2 separate regions of the Homo sapiens genome follow, and region 1 is linked to region 2. A link is an interaction called in ENCODE POLR2A ChIA-PET data of the cell type or tissue named here. Cell type or tissue: MCF 10A. All regions are shown on one strand. Each heading gives the region's core, and the rest is flanking DNA. Links, peaks and the distances in the headings are about the cores only.

Region 1 (8,806 bases), core at 2,161-4,660, 140 kb after region 2:
TGATTTCTTCCTTTCCATTTCCATTAATTTAAAGTGCTAAGTTGTCTGTTTGCTTTAAAATATGTCGTTGTGCTCTGTGCAATGTCCCTTTAAATAGATTTTCCTTTGACTCTGCCAAAAATAGCTGGAGAAGGTCCTTTGAGAATCCCATTCTTAGTCTTAAAAAAAATGCACTCTTCTTCCTGCCCCATACCCATAAATAGGCCAGGAAGCGGTATCACTCACTTCTTTCATGGACCTCCCATCTATCAGAAATAATAAATCTTCCAGGAGAAAAAAAAAAAAAAAGAGCCAGTCAAGGAAGTAACTCCCTTAGCCCATTTCTGCTTGCTCATTTATGTGATTCACCAAACATCGAGCTCCTCTTTTGGCATAAGCCAATAGGTAGGCAAGGATTGAAAACCCAAATGCCTACAACACGGCCAGGCAGGTAGGAGACCTGAATGAAGTAGGCCGGGAGCAAGAGACAACAGGGACTGTTAGGAACTAAGGCAAACTGGAGAAGGCACACCCTGGGGGATAGGGTGTGGCTTCTACTCAGCTCCAGCCAATTGTCAGTGGTGAGATACGAATTTTTCAAGTAAAATCGCCCCCTTTAAAGATGTTGGAAACCTGTTCAAAGTTTCAAAACAGTAATGTGTAGGATACCACCACCACCAAACACATGTGTGGGCTGCTCTGGCCATGGGCTTCGTTTGTAACTTCTAGGTAAGAAACAAAGACAAGGGAGACAGACTGCCCATCCCCTGAGAGCTTAAGATGTCACAGGAGGGAGAGATACATACCTGGGCAAACTGTCCCACCAGGTGGAATGTGATACATGCTAAAAGAGACGAACAAGCAAAGGCTGTGGGAGCTCAGGAAAGCAAGAGGGCACTTGTGGCAGGAAGGATTCTTGTTGGCAGTGACATTGACATTTGAGCTGAAGCTAGAAGAATGAGGTAGCCTTTGGCAGGCAGAGGCTGGGGAGGGGCCATTCCAGACAGGAGAAAATGAATTGCAAAAGGTAAAAGGATGGAGCAGGGAGGTGGGTATTTGAGAAGCGGTCAAGAGACTCTTCATGCATTTGCCCAACAAATATTCATGAGCGTCTATTGTGTGCCATGCAGTAGGAACAGGATGGTGATCATGAGAAACAGACACAAGATGAAACTGCAAATTCCAAAAACGTCTGGTCCAGACAGGGCTTTGGAGGCCATTTCCAGGGTTTTATCTTAAGAGCAATGGGGAAGCTGCCTTTGAAGTTTTTTTAAGCAGGGGAATCACATGCTGAGATTTGCAGTTTTCAAAGTTCCCTGGAAGCACAACATGCACTCTGTGGACTGGAGAGGAGCCAGAGCTCCACCAGCCAGAGCAATAGGGAGGAGGCCTTCGCAAGCAGCGTGGGAAAGACACAATGGCAGCTTGGACTACAGGAGTACTGATGGAGACAGAGAAAAGTAGACAGATTCAAGAGATAGAAAAGGGTTAAAATCACTAGAACTCTGAGTTCCCGGTGGGAGTCAGTGAGGGAAAAGCCCGATAGGACTGGAGAATGGGGTCAATGTGGCTGCGTGGGGGTATCAGGCCATACCACCAGTGGCCCAGCGGCCAAGCAATCCTGCACTGGCAGCACTGCGGTGTTCAGTGGTTACTAGAGAGAACAAAGGTTCCGGAGCCAGGGTGTATGGCTGAGGGAAGGCAGCCAGAGAAACTCACAGGAGCTTTCCATCTAAGCCATCATCACAACATACTGTTTTCTTTAAATGTGTTTTGTAAAATTCTACGGCTATTTTATTTGGACTAGTCTTGATGGCAAATGAATAACTAGCACTTCTCATGTTTAACAGCTCATTGGTAAGTTAAATCTTATCTTCTAGATTTGGGATGGAAAAAGAGGGAATATTAGAGTATCTAAAATGTGCTTATGTTAAGTATTAATGTTCACTTTCTTTTATTTTGAACCCTTCTTAAGAACTTCAAGGAATGCTACTGAACCACTAGGGCTCATCCTCCTTGGTGCCAATGCCTGGCAAGACTTTTTTTTATAACCACAAGCATTTGTATATGAACCCAATTCACTGTTTCTAGATCATTAAAGAAATATGAATACATCCCTTTTTGATTTGCAGAGATGCCTGGAAGTACTCAGACTCAAGTCACAGGAACCAAAAAAAAAAAAAAAAAAACCCAAGCTACAACATGCTTAATTCTTGATAATTCTGCCAACAGAGTCTACATATTTTGATAAGGTCTCACTTGTATGCCAAGCATTTTCCCCACAATATTCCTTTATAATCCCAGTGATCTACAGAATTTTGTCCATTTTGGAAAGTCACAACATATAACAGATGATCAAAATAAACATTAGACAATTGGGTAATGAAAAGAACACATAGGGAATCAGCAAGAGGCAATGGAGTAAAGTCAATTTTGCCCTCTTCATTACCCTCTCTTACCTCCCACCAGCTAAAATCTTATAATTTAGTGCCTATGTGCCCACACTGCAGATGTACTCATCTCTCCTACAAAAATTGGTCTTTTTTGTCCTATATATCTTGATTGTGTTAGCACACCATGCAATAGACTTAATACTCTCTGTTGAATGTGATTTACCAAGACTACTTGCTGTAGACACCGTGGGCTGTCTTTATTCTGTCAAAGCTCTGCCTTTATTCTGATATCCAATCCTCCCACAAGTGGCTCAGATAAATCTTGTTGGGTGGAAAATAATCATGGTGGTCCTCAATGACTGCTCTGGACCAATGAGATGTGACATAAAGTGTGCTGGAAGATGTCTGGGAAAAGTATCATCCTAGCCCTTAAAAAGGGACTCAGAGAAGAAATAATGCCTTTTCTGCTTCTGGACAAGCACTAACATGCAAGGACACAATAAAGTATGCTGGGACTCTGCGAGGAGCTAGCCAACACAAGACGCTGGCTGAGCAGGAACATGAAAATAACCTGAGTCCTTCATGAGCTGAGAAACTAACCAACTCTCAGGACAGATTCTGTGTCATGACACAACAGATCTCCTTATTGTTTAAGCCATTTTCAATTGGATTTTCTGTTTCTTGCAGCTCAAAGCATCCTAAATGATACCATATCTCTCTGGGGAAGCAAGACAGTGCTCTGCCTCTCCAATGCCCCTGCAACAAAGGAACAGTTGCTCCAAAAAAGGAAAAAGACTCAGGTTTGTTTCTCAATAAGTATTTTGGGAAAACCAGCTGTGAAAAGGTATTTTTAATATCTACTCCTGATGTATGAAGAGTTCTTTGAAATCCTTCCTCACTGCATACACGGTAATAAATCTACAATGAGCCACTACGAATGGTATGTGTGGGGATATACAACATACTTGGAGTCATAATATGTAAACATTAGGAAATTACCATGAAATTAGTCTTTATTACTCATCTACTCTTATTTCCTCTATGATTATAAGAGTGGGATACTTTTCTCGTGTCCTGCTCCACCTGATAAAAATAACAGAATTATACAATTGGAAGAGAAAGAAAACTGAGGCTCAAAGAGGTAGAAAAATTGGCACAAGGATCCACAGCTATCTGGGAATGATTTTTTTCTTGCAAAAGTAAATCATGCAAAACTAAATCACGCAAAAGTAAAAATGCCTTTTGCATGATTTTAAAACAAAAACATTTGTTGAAAACTCAACACAAAGTCAAATTGCAAAGACTTGGAAAGTCAAAACTGGATTTTTAAAAGCTAATTTAATCACGACAATAAAATCTCCCTTTTGAACTCACTGCTTTGAGCTTCTTCTTTCTAATTCTAATATTCGCCTACATCCCAATCCATATTCCTCTCAATATCATTTTTCTCTGTCCTAGAAAATCCTTGCATATGGCCCATTCTCTGGGCCAGTGGTTCTTAGATCACTGTTCACATAATAATTACCTGCAAAATAAATCAGAAATGCAGATTCCCAGGCAGCGAGCCTGACTGAGTAGACCCACAGAGCCCAGAAATGTCAATGTAAACAAGCGCCCCGGGTTATTCTAACCATGCTTTGAGGCACATGACTCCAGACTGTATACTAGATTCCAAGATCCAAACAGAAAACATCTAATTATCATAGTAGATTTAAGCTGAAACTACAAAAATATGTGCATGGTTGCCTATAATTTTTATGTTCCCTCTGAGGTCTGAAACAAATCCAACATCTCTGTGATTTGGATGTACCCTGGTAATCATTTGCTTTAGAGGTTTGGAGTTTTTATCCTTCCCCCCACCCAATACTTTTTTTCCCCTCTGAATGAATTTTTAGCTGGGATTAAATATAAAATGCCTTAAATCTCCCTCTGTGGCTAAGGGAAATCAGTTTTGGAAAATGTTTCAAAAGAGTACTTTAAAAAATATACAATACAAAATGCTTGCCTTTGAACCAGAATTCTGAGATGCACAAGGCAAACAGTAAGTAATAAGAGAAGTAAACACCAGTTTTCCAGCAGAATCAGCCCTGAAACCAAAACTTAGGAAGGAAGCTGACCATTAAGTAAGTAGCCCAGAGGAACAATAGCTCAGGCATAGCCTAGGGTAAGTCTAAACCTGAGAAAACTGGAATCAGACAAACCTCTTGTCCCAAGTTAACTTTCCCTTACTGCTTGATTTTAAAATAAGGACAGTGCTGTAAATGAGAATATAAAGTTTAAGTGGAATCTTAGAACTCCTCTGGATGCCAAAGAATTTTTTCAGACCTAAATAAATACTCTTTACTGGATTCAACACTGCTCATTCATATCCTTCTCCACAGGGACATTTTAAATATAGAGGCTCGAGAGACAAGAACACAGCACGCTAAGAATTTGAGTCCGCTATAGTCTAATACTAGCTCTAACCAACTCACATTACAGCATGAGAGCTTGTCTACAGGTAGATTTCTTGATAATTAAATGATCAAAACATGCCATAAAACCACAGAAAATCATTCTCAAGTTTCACAGATAAGACAATGATCAAGAAATGCTATGAAGTAAACAACTCCAAAAATAAAATTGCCTTAAATTGGTTAGAAGGCCAAAAAAACAAAAATGTGTCAAGGTCACAACTGTGATTTGCAAATTCCAGTTTACAACTCTTAGGTTAGTAACAAGGATGGACTGAATGTAATGGGACTGGAGGGGGAAAGGGTGGGAAAAGGAGGAGAAAGTGAGTCATCCAACCAGGAGATGAACAAGTTCAACTGTTCAAGATCTACCTTAAGGGTTTGGTTTTGTTTTTTAAATCCTTTTTTCTTCTTCTTTAAAGAATCCTAACAATCCTAAAGGAAATTTAAAAGTAGGAAAAACGCAACACTGGCTCTGCTGGGTCACCCTTCACTTTTGGTCTCTCTCAGTTCAGTTAAGCTCTCCTTCCAACTGCACAGCTTGAAAAGGCCCATGGCTTTCAGATGGTTCCTAACCCTTCTCCAGCTGCTCTCTGCAGGCCTGAAGGCCTCTTTCAGACCCGATGGCCATGAAGCAGTCATGAGCATCCCCACACATGCTAGGCTGGAGGGTGCACCTGGAACCTTCTATGTCTTGGTGTTTGTCCTTCAAGTGTGCAAAGTTTTGCAACTAAGATCTAAACCAGCTTCTCTGCTTAACAAACGCCTGACTCTAGGTTGTGTGGAACTGGTACTCAACTGTCATCTCAGAGCATCTGGAGTTACTTTTTAAAGCCCAGTTCCCATTATTTTAAACATGCTTCATCGGGATTCTTTGACACCTTTAGGGCATTCTCCTGTAAACTTGCATGTTATCTGCTATTCTTCCTAAGTACTCCTGAACAAGCAGCTCTGATATGGAAAGCCAAGAAAAAAAGTTGGTCAATAATGGAGCAACTGTGGCTTTGCCGAATTCCTTCCCAATAACACACAAGACACTCTTGGCTTCTTGATGGAAATGAGGAAATGGTGGAAATCTTCATGATATATATCACTCTTTTTCCCAAAGGCAATATCAAGTGCTTGACAGAAAGATGAAAACTAACCATTACAATCTCCCTCAGAAGAATATCAACTTATCCCCAAGAAATACCCTAATGGCATAGCAAAGTATGGACTATAAGGGCCAAATTTATAACACATCAGTTCAATAGAATGTAGGGTTTAATAATTTAGGTTAACTGTTATGCTCTCATTCTTTTCTTGTGCTCCAGTCTGCAATCAAGAACATACCATCAAAGTCAACGGAAGGTTAGAACACACACACAAGTAGTGATGAATGCAGCACGGGAAGTCAGCAATGCCATTTGTGAAAGGGTCAAGGAACAGTAAATACACAAATATTCAAAACCATTCCAAGAAAATCAGGTCCCTACTGAATGCTTTGATTATCTCAGAGGACAAGTGAGTATTTGCCAAAAATAATTCCTTTATTCTTTATACTTCTTCAAAGGCTTTAATGCATGTAACTTCAAAAATCAATGATCCTTGTAGAAAAAGGGGAGTCTATTATCCATATTAGACAGATGGGGAAACTAAGGAATAGAAAGTTCAGCAGTTTGTTCAGGGCTGGTTAAGCAGCAGGTTAATAACAGAGTCAGCTCTAGAATCCAGTCCTCTTTACTAAAAACCCAAATTCTGTAAACCCACAACATATTTTTGTTTGTTCTTGATGAGCATAAGAACATATAATCCCACAAAATTCTGTGTGGTGACCTGGTATCATGGACAACACACTCCAATTTGCCCTTGATCACCATAGGTAAAATCCCCCTGAAAACTCTGCTTGGTGGCCTGGTTGCATGAGCACTTCCCCAGCATCCTCTGGGAAGGCCATCTGGCATTTGCTGCTGTTCTCCACTGCAATGAACATTTCACACATTTCTTTCCTAAGCCTCCAGCATACCTGATGCAATAGTGGGAGAGAGAAACAAAAGCAGAACTGAGACCAGCTTCACTGCTAAGATAAGAACTTTCAGGGGTAAGAAAAAGGCTAGTAATTGGTCTTAAACCTACTTTGCCAAGTGGTTCATGAGCAGCTGTAACATCTGCCGATTTTTCTCTGGGAGCCGATGAACAAGGCTGTGGATTTCAGAGACCCGAGACTCCTGGTTCTCCAGTTCTGCAAAGGAAGGAGGGAGGTAATATCTTATCAGTGTCACAGCTAAACAACTTTAAGGTTGAAAAATTAAGGGAAACCAAAGGATGAGCACTAACAGCCCAAGGATTTCTCAAAGATTTACAATCCTGTCTTGTGTGCATACTGCGTGGCCAGCATGACTAGATCTGGAAGTCCTTTTAATGGTGCTTTCTGGAACAGGGTTGCCAAAAAAATTGTCATCAAAAAATCAAAGCCAAGATGATGATGTGATGAAATGGAGCCAGTCAACTGCACACCCAGAGCTGCTCCTGAGAACAAACTCAGGAGTAGCTGGCTCCCTAGAGGGAAGACTTCATTTCAAGGAAGTAAGGAACTTTATGCACTTGTAAAGTGATAAACAAATCTTACATGAACAACATTGCAAGGGTTTCAAATATCAAAATAACACCTTGAGACAGCATCAAAGATATCAAAGGAAATGTCCAGTATCCTCAAGTCACATATGACAACCAGCCTGCTAGAAAGAAAGAAATGGCAGATAAAATATTCAAGTCTTTCTGCCAACTTGTAACCTAAATCATGGCTTGTCACATTCTCTTGGTTGAACCAAGGTAAGTGGCTTTGTTACTCTGGCAAATAGACTGATGGTACTCATCACACCTATTTATAGAACTGATGTGAGGTTTAAGTAGAGAATGGTTGCTATGGGTTTGTAATTTCTCTAGAAAGAAATGACATAAACACCATCTTCGCTCCTGGCTTTCTCCTTCCTGTTTTAAGGGGACAACTATGAGTAGATAAGGACACCAGAACATTAGGTACTACTAAATTAGGCCAGTAGTAGCTACCAGAGTAAATAAATTCTAAAGGCTGAAAGGAACCCGGGAGAGACACAAGTTATCGACATAATAATACTGTGAAGATTCATGCTGGATTTAAATCTGATAGAGAATCTTTCTGCCCCTTTACAAGAGGCCTGACCCATGTAGCCAGAGATTCCAGTATACTTAGAGTAGCTTGCACCTAATCCCTATGTATTTTAATACCAGTAATATGACACCAGGACCTGGATGATGTAGTTGAAGAATGATCAGAAGCTGTAAATGGAAGACATAATGGAAAAGAGGACTGTGAAGTTATATAAATGGTGTCATATTCAGGGAAACATTTCCAATGCTCAATTTAGGTAATGTGCAATGTCTGATTCATTCTGCAAAATGCTACTCAAAGGCTGGAAAAAACCTAAGAAGTTAGAACTCCAATAATCAAAACTAGAAAGGCAAACTTGTTTTTCTCTATCCCTCCAACATCCTCCTCCCCTCAAAAAAAAAAAAAAAAAAAAAAAAGACTTCTGAAGTTTCTGTCCTCTGCTGTAAATTCAATGTGGTAGAAAGGCCCTTAGCAATCCCTATTTGTTTCCTTTTTATTCCGTGTTAGAATCTCATGAGTATGTTATGTGGCCAGTTTATGTGCAGAATACGAAGGGTTAGGTAATATTTATTTTGGGATACTGACTCTTCTTTGAAATAGAAAAATCTATTCTCTTCCCCTTAAAACTGAGACAAAAAAGACTTACTTGCTGCTTTGATGAAACTTCTTTGAAACTGGTACATCATGAGTGGTCCTGGAAGCATTCTGGAGGAAAAGGAGATAGGCTAGTCAGCTTAATAATAAGAATAATCATATTCTCTCTAAATAGCAGCCTAGAGACTGACAAACTGTAATACATTTCTCGAAGACAAAGATCACAGGGAAACAATAACAATGTAGTTTCCCTATTG
Region 2 (8,806 bases), core at 4,270-6,769:
TTTCGGCTGCTCCTGTCAACAGTGCCCTTCAGACCTCAGCTGGGCCTTTAAGGGCATGAACAAGTTGGGATCCTCCTGCTAGTTCCCTTTTAATTTTCACCTCTGAGCATGGCACAAGGCCTGGAAAGCACTCACAGGAGTTTCCCTCAAATGCCCTTGCAAACCTTGCAAAATGATGACCCATTCGCCATCATATGGCACTACAGGGAGGTGGGACCAGCTAGACTGGCAGGTGGAAAGGGGTTGATCATTTAGGCATAATTTCCAGGGACCCCTGGGCAAATGCAAGTTACGGGTTTGGGGCTATCGGCTTTTTTGGGGGAGGGGTGAGCAAGTGAAAGAAAAGGGAAATACGGAGGGAATGTGTCTCCAGCACCCTTTCTCTACTGTGCTGCAAAAGGCATCTTCATTCCTGACTTTGAACAAACAAGGTCTATAAATGGTTTGAAGAGGGGACAGTGATATGGTTTGGCTCTGTGTCCCCACCTGAATCTCATCTTGTAGCTCCCATCATTCCCGTGTTGTGGGAGAGACTCGGTGGGAGATGATTGAATCACTGGGGACGGTCTTTCCTGTACTGTTCTCATAATACTGAATGGGTCTCACGAGATCTGATGATTTTAAAAAACGGGAGTTTCCCTGCACAAACTCTCTTTTTGCCTGCCGCCATCCATGAAAGACGTGACTTCCTCCTCCTTGCCTTCTGCCAGGATTGTGAGGCCTCCCCAGCCACGTGGAACTGCAAGTCCGTTAAACGTCTTTTTCTTCCCAGTCTCGGGTATGTTTTTATCAGCAGCATGAAAACAGACTAATTCAGACAGTAAGCAATTTCCAGAGGAGACATCATTCAGAAGTTCATGGGACCACTGATTAGATCTAATTCAATATTTACTTATAAAGGCTTTGCTCAGGGAAGGAAATCTGAAGCTTCATGCTCTGGAAGTGGATTTGAGGGAGGCCCCAGTGGACCTGAATAATGGGTGTATACCACCACCTCTTTGCTATACACTACAGTGTACAGGTTTCGGCCCTCTCTGTTCCTCTGATGGGCTAGCTCCTCAGCAGTGTTGCTGTCTGTGCTCATCTGGGCACACACATTTAGTCCAACTCTGCCTTGACTATTTTTTTTTTTTTTGAGATGGAGTCTAGCTCTGTCACCCAGACTGGAATGCAATGGCACGATCTTGGCTCACTGCAAACTTTGCCTCCCAGGTTCAAGCAATCCTCCTGCCTTAGCCTCCTGAGTAGCTGGGATTACAGGCGCCCACCACCATGCCTGGCTAATTTTTGTATTTTTAGTAGAGATGGGGTTTTGTCACGTTGTCCAGGCTGGTCTTGAACTCCTCACCTCGGGTGATCTCCCCACCTTGGCCTCCCAAAGTGCTGGGATTACAGCTGTGAACCACTGTGCCCGGCCTGCCTTGACTATTTCAAGAGGGCAGCTTCCTAAAGGGTGTCCAAATAGTGCTATTCTAACAATGGCCAGGGGAGGAGGTACTGAGTAACTGTGACCCCAGACACACAAGATGGCAACAGAATGGCAGATTCTATTGCCATTGCCCTCTGTCAATCTGGAAATACTTTGGGAGGTAGGAAGAAGTAGGAAGGAAAAACAGTCTGGAAATATTTGGGGAGATGAAAACGAGTGAAGAGGTAGAGATACTTGACAAGAAACAGGGCCCCAAATCTCAGAGTCACAAAAAAGTGAGTACCATCAAGGCAGAGAGGACATTTTAGGATTTTAGCTGAGTGATTTCACTCTCTTGAGTCTCTTAACCCATTTTGTCCAAAGGGCCAATATTTTGAAGATTTTTACTCCATTTTGATAAAAATGAAGGAATTACATTTTCCTAAAGCCCAAGTTTCTCTAATGAGTAAGTGAGGCATTTTGGAAGCTGACTTGTCTGTGGTCACTTAGTTTCCTCTGGTTCAGGTCCTCATGATCTAATGAGAATAATCTATGCTATTTCTGGTATCTTAGAAAGTTGATGTCTCCCAAAGTGCCCAGAAGATGTCCAAGAAATGATTAGGAAATCACTAGAATGTCAGGAAGACATGATCTGAAAATTTCCCTTATTTATAGAGTGAGAAAAAAAAGAATTACTGAAAATCTCCTTCCCATCATCCAGGACAAAGCCAGGTAGAAAGCTGTATAAAACCTAAAAGAGCAAGTCAGGCTCTGGGCTGGGAGCTGCACGGAAACTCAAAGTTGGGGTTACCCACGTGTTTGGAGGAAAGAGTGCTGAGCTGAGGGGGAGAAGTCCTGAATTCTGGATTGGCTCTCATTTAGTCATAGCATTGTGTCCAAGTCACCTCCCTGTGTTTTAGTTTTCTTTTTCCACAGTAGGGTTCAGGCCATTTCTCTTCTCATTCTCACACGAGGATAGAATGAAATGATAGATGTGTAAGTGCCTAGTGGGGAATAAAGTAATATATGTATCTGTATATATATAAATAGCATGGGGTTTTCTTTTCTTCTAAAAGTGAAACTCGGCTTCATAAATTATTTAAGCCTCTCTGCTGGATCCACCCTTTGGAGAAAAAGACAGAAGGGAAAATACTCCCAAAGCCCAAAACGCTTCTGATGCTTATAACTGGGCTCTACAATTTGGTTGTCTGAAAGCTGAGACTAAGCTTGAGAGAGAAGCACGTTTAGGAGCTCCACAGCATAGGAATTCTGCAGGATCCCTATTCGTTCTTTTCCCGGTTGTAAAGAGCTCTTTTTTTTTCCCAAAGAGCACAAGAGCAAAAAACTTAAGTGCGGAAGTCACAAAAGCAGGGAAAACTACAGCATGGCCCTGAGAAGAGGAACTAGGTCAAGCTGCTCTCCCTCAGAGAGAGGTAGTGCCTGTTCCCAGGACAGCTCAGGCTTCATGACACACAGAGACAGAAGCAGGCTGGGAGCATGGATGGTTTCGGGAGTATATGGGGGACAACGAGGCATAAGCCGTGAGCAATTTAAGAGAAATCGCTTCGTCTCTCAAGCTTTTATTCTATGTTCGACGTCTCTCCCCCAGTGGATCTGGTCTAAGTGACTGGGTGTCAGTGCTTAGGGCCAGGGGCCCAACCCCACAAATAAATATTGCCTGACGCTGCCTGATAAACATGAGAAAAGAAAAGGTTGGCACATGTCCCAACACTGTTTCCTCTTATGTTATCTTACACCAAAGTGCAGAGAGCACATGAAATTGAGAGAGCCATCAAAACCAGAGTCTGGTTCAGGAGGTGCTCCTTCCCCTAACTCTAGGCACCAGAGAGGTTAATTCAGAAACTTGAGTCAGGGTTGAAAAGGGTGTGAAAAATGCCATGCTGATTCATGCAAATGGTCCCTTTTAGCTCTGGTCTCTTAGGATGGAACCACAGGAGAGCAGGGGCAGCCCCCTGTTGTCCCTGGCCAGCTTTGGATAAACGGGAACAGATTGGTCATCATCCGAGATTTTACCTGGAGTCTTCATGTACCGCTTCTTCTGGCCTGTCAAAAAGCAAGTGCAGGTTTGGATGGCAGGGAACAAAGTTGACGAGGAGGCTGAACACTGCATGAAGAGAGGACCGAGCCAATGAGAGAACAACGGCAGCAACAGAAAACCAAACAAACCCTGCAACAGACCTGACGGGGGATGAGTCGCTGGACGTGGATGAGGTGGGCATAGGGCTGGATGGCGCCGAGAACATGGGCCAAGATGGCGAGAGGGGTGAAGTTGGGCTTGGATTCGGGGGGCTGCAAGACATAACAACCAGAAAACTTGTCAGCACACAGGGAAACCACAATGGGAGCACAGGAGGTCATGGGAGGCCAGATGACGGAAAGCTGGGCAGAGCAGAGGAGCACCGAAACCCAGGGATGTGCTGTCAGGGCCATGTCACATTCCTCCAGACCAAATCTCCACGTCCAAGTAAACGTCTGTTCTGTAATTCCTCGGAGTATAAACAGGCTTTGCCCTGCAGAACAACTGCTTTTCAGGTGATAGAAGCTTCTTCGATCATGTACATTGGCGACAAATGCCCTGAGCCCACGCACATGAGTTCCCACACCCACGTGCTATCACCAGCCTTGTTCTGAGGCAGGGCTAGCTTATAGCGAGCCTTCAGCTTCCACTCTTGTGGGAGTGTTTTTCAGGTTACGTCTCAGCAGAAATGACCATGTTTTTTTTCTTCTGGGCCACAAAGGCCATTCGGTGAGAAAATAATCTCCTGTTTGCATTTTTAACTAGATGGGCTGTGTGCCACTGGAGATCTGAAGTACTGCATGAAGAAGGTGATAGCCGATGGAGGTGAATACAGATACACCTCTTGGGAGACGGCATGCAATTACCAGCAGAATGCGGTTCCTCTGAGGTTTGCTGCCTGGGCTTGCCCTTTCTCCTTTCGTGGAATTTGGGCATTACGATACTCAAAGAAAAAGCCCCAGAGGGAAGGCAATGAAAAAAACGAACTGAAACCTTCAATTTGTTCATTTTGTTCCTTGACGGGTAGCTAATCAAAAGTTTGGAGAGGAAAGGTTGAAATTACTCACTGAAACGTGGCTTGTGGATTTTAATTGGTTGTGTTAGCCCTTTGACTTATTTCCACAAATGACACAAGCACCTTCACAACTCTGTGAAATCATACATCACAAATAGTGCAAACACCAATGACAGAGAGAAACCAGTTCAGCCACACCACCACTTGCCACTCCTGAATCTCAGCGGACTGCTGAACTATTTGAAACAAGCCCTTCATGGGGGCAAAAATGACAGAAATCCGGTTCAAGGGGAACAGACTTTCTAAGCGTACTGCAATTTAGCAGGCACACACAAATGTCCTACTTACTGGGACTTCCCTAGGGTTATACCAATTCAAACATGAGACCCAATAATAGCCCTAATTACTTACTGTTGTAACACCTATAGACAAATAACAGCAAAAACCACAGTGTGAGTTCATCAGAGAGGCTCAAACTAATGTGACTGATAAACACTTTATTAAATTCCATTACGTATATTTTTAGAACATAAATTCCATGAGGCAGAGGCTTTTGTTTTGCTTACTGCTGTATATCCAGTGTCTAAAATATCCAGTGTCTGTAGGTACTATATTTAACAAATCATTACTGAGTAAATTAATGAGTCTCATTTACCCACGCAACAAGCCCACAAACAAGTACTGCTATAATTCCCATTTCACAGATGTGGAAACCTGGGCTAAGCTGAGGCTTCTCTAAGGATACCCAGCCTATAAGTAACAGGGCTGAGGTTCAAACCTCATCTGCTGATTCTAAGCCCAGGGCTCCTGCAGCCAGCGTACTCCCTCTGACATAGCAGGACTTGCCCTGTTCCTCTAGCCTGTGCCAAGCTTCTTTACAGACTCAGTCATAGCATTAGAATTCTTCTTAACCACTGATTCATGTGTTTCCTTTAGATACCTACCCTATTTGCAAGGGAAAATGACAATACAGTGATAGAGAATCACAATAAGACTCAACATATTCTAAATTCCAACAAAATCCCCAATCCTGCCTCCAGTGTTCGGTCTGGCGGATTCATATAGCAGATGGCATTCATATAAGAGAAGAAATAAAATGTAAAGAGTATGACTCTTTAAAGCTTTTTTTTCTTAATCCAGCAAAAACTAGTCATTGAGCACTCAGTATGTTCAATACAATAAATGATATTTGCCAAGGTCCCTTGACTTCAAGAGCTTAAAATATATTTGACAAGAAGCGACAGATTTAAAAACAACAGTAATGTAAGACAGTAAGATCCATCAGTTGAGGGCTAAGCTAGTACTAGCTTAATACCTGGCTCCCCCTTGACTCTGTCTTGAGTCCTAGGAAAAGTGTCAACTCCTCTCTACTGTGCAGTCTCCATTTTCTTCCACAGTTGCTGCTAGTCAGAGAGGCCTCACTTTCTCAGTCCTCTCAACACAACCCTGCCCCACCAGACAATGACCTAGTAGGCAAGGCCTGGCAACAACTTTCAAACCACAGCCCAGCCCAGGAACCCAAGCAGAACCAGGGACAATTTGGAGGTTCAAGAGAACAGCCCAGACCCAGGGGCTTGTACCAATCTGTTCTTTTGGTCAGTGGTTACCACAGGACAATTAAAAAGTCCTTCCAACTTTTTTTTTTTTAAATGACTTTAATAAGTAGGAAACACCTCCAGCTTCCTATTCCATCTGTACCAAGAATTATGCCTTTGGCTAATGGCATAGTTTGGAACATATTCTGTGAACACAATGTGGGTTCTAAATGTTTTTCACATCCTCAGATATCTAAGTGGTTTTTGGCCAGAACTACACGGCTGAAATTATCTGGGGGTGCGGCTGGAATGCAGGATATTCGTAACTATTATAATAACTTACTCCTCAATCCCCATGTCAATTACCGTAGTATCAACTGCAATTTTTTCTTCTGGAGACGGAGTTTTGCTCTTGTCGCCCAGGCTGGAGTGCAATGGCACAATCTTGGCTCACTGCAACCTCTGCCTCTTGGGTTCAAGCGATTCTCCTACCTCAGCCTCCCAAGTAGCTGGGATTATAGATCCCCCCCACCATGCCTGGCTAATTTTTTGTATTTTTAGTAGAGACAGGGTTTCACCATGTTGGTCAGGCTGGTCTTGAACTCCTGACCTCAGGTGTTCCACCCACCTTGGCCTCCCAAAGTGCTGGAATTACAGGCATGAGCCACCATGCCTGGCCTCAAATGCAATTTTTAACAACAGAATTTCAGAATTTCATTTGTTTATGTTTTAGCCATAGCAGTAACATTTGGTATAAAGTGACTGCATTTTAACATTTATTACCACTATGTTTGAATTGGTATAATAATAAAATGCATACTCCATAGTACTTCTGTGATTTTTTTTTTTTTAATTATACTTTAAGTTCTGGGATACATGTGCAGAATGTGCAGGTTTGTTACATAGATATACACGTGCCATGATGGTTTGCTGCACCCATCAACCCATCATCTACATTAGGTATTTCTCCTAATGCTATCCCTCCCCTAGCCCCCTACCCCCTGACAGGCCCCGGTGTGTGATGTTCCCCTCCCTGTGTCCATGTGTTCTCACTAACTCCCACTTATGAGTGAGAACATGCGGTGTTTGGTTTTCTGTTCCTGTGTTAGTTTGCTGAGAATGATGGTTTCCAGCTTCATCCATGTCCCTGCAAAGGACATGAAGTCATCCTTTTTTATGGCTGCATAGTATTCCATGGTGTATATGTGCCACATTTTCTTTATCCAGTCTATCACTGATGGGCATTTGGGTTGGTTCCAAGTCTTTGCTATTGTGAACAGTGCTGCAATAAACATACGTGTGCATGTGTCTTTATAGTAGAATGATTTATAATCCTTTGGGTGTATACACAGTAGTGGGATTGCTGGGTCAAATGGTATGTCTGGCTCTAGATCCTTGAAAAATCGCCACACTGTCTTCCACAATGGTTGAACCAATTTACAACCCCAGCAACAGTGTAAAAGCATTCCTGTTTCTCCACATCCTCTCCAGCATGTGTTGTTTCCTGACTTTTTAATGATTGCCATTCTAACTGGCATGAGATGGTATCTCACTGTGGTTTTGATTTGCATTTCTCTAATGACCAGTGATGATGAGTGTTTTTTTTATATGTTTGTTTGCCACATAAATGTCTTCTTTTGAGAAGTATCTGTTCATATCCTTCACCCACTTTTTGATGGGGTTGTTTTTTTTTCTTGTAAATTTGTTTAAGTTCCTTGTAGATTCTGGATATTAGCCCTTTGTCAGATAGATTGCAAAAATTTTCTCCCATTCTGTAGGTTGCCTGTTCACTCTGATGATAGTTTCTTCTGCTGTGCAGAAGCTTTTTAGTTTAATTAGATCACATTTGTCAATCTTGGCTTTTGTTGCCATTGCTTTTGGTGTTTTAGTCATGAAGTCTTTGACCATGCCAATGTCCTGAATGGTATTGCCTAGGTTTTCTTCTAGAGTTTTTACGGCTTTAGGTCTTACATTTAAGTCTTTAATCCATCTTGAGCTAATTTTTGTATAAAATGTAAGGAAGGGGTCCAGTTTCAGTTTTCTGCATATGGCTAGCCAATTTTCCCAACAGCATTTATTAAATAGGAAATCCTTTCCCCATTGCTTGTTTTTATCAGGTTTGTCAGAGATCAGATGGTTGTAGATGTGTGGCGTCATTTCTGAGGCCTCTGTTCTGTTCCATTGATCTATATATCTGTTTTGGTACCAGTACCATGCTGTTTTGGTTTCTGGAGCCTTGTAATATAGTTTGAATCCAGGTAGCATGTTCCCTCCAGCTTTGTTTTTTTGCTTAGGATTGTCTTGGCTATACGGGCTCTTTTTTGGTTCCATATGAAATTTAAAGTAGTTTTTTCTAATTCTGTGAAGGAAGTCAGTGGTAGCTTGATGGGGATAGCATTGAATCTATCAATTACTTTGGGCAGTATGGCTATTTTATGGCTATTTTCATGATACTGATTCTTCCTATCCATGAACATGGAATGTTTTTCCATTTGTTTGTGTCCTTGTCTTATTTCCTCGAGCAGTGGTCTGTAGTTTTCCTTGAAGAGGTCCTTCATATCCCTTGTAAGTTGTATTCCTAGGTATTTTATTCTCTTTGTAGCAATTGTGAATGGCAGTTCACTTCAATTTACCAAGCAAATGGAAAAAAAAAAAAGCAGGGGTTGCAATCCTAGTCTCTGATAAAACACTTAAAACCAACAAAGATGAAAAAAGACAAAGAAGTGCATTAAATAATGGTAAAGGGATCAATGCAAAAAGAAGAGCTAACTTAATGCAACAGGAAGAGCTAACTATCCTAAATATATATG

Evidence for each region. ChIA-PET counts read pairs that join two places held together with the same protein. Peaks named below come from ENCODE experiments on the same cell type or tissue, not always from the same donor. Only the 100,000 strongest peaks of a DNase experiment are listed, where the experiment ranks them.
Region 1: POLR2A ChIA-PET joins it to region 2 with 11 read pairs; 4 of 35 experiments call an interaction of 5 or more read pairs at or near these places.

What each region holds. Positions count from the first base shown.
Region 1 is chr5:143,055,882-143,064,687 of GRCh38, reverse strand. ARHGAP26 (Rho GTPase activating protein 26) reads right to left here. Exons shown (of 23, transcript NM_001135608.3): 16 at 8,602-8,660; 17 at 6,941-7,046. It overlaps LOC124901097 (a long non-coding RNA gene), which reads left to right and starts at 6,939. Exons shown (of 2, transcript XR_007058979.1): 1 at 6,939-7,636. RefSeq lists an enhancer at 7,197-7,256. In MCF 10A, for the core only: no CTCF peak of the experiment used is centred there; DNase peaks (open chromatin) are centred at 2,887 and 3,297.
Region 2 is chr5:143,202,110-143,210,915 of GRCh38, reverse strand. ARHGAP26 (Rho GTPase activating protein 26) reads right to left here. Exons shown (of 23, transcript NM_001135608.3): 21 at 3,608-3,718. Among named protein-coding and RNA genes, the nearest start is that of ARHGAP26-IT1, 14 kb to the right of the region's middle. RefSeq lists enhancers at 3,181-3,680, 3,790-3,899, 4,320-4,429. In MCF 10A, for the core only: no CTCF peak of the experiment used is centred there; DNase peaks (open chromatin) are centred at 4,355 and 5,305.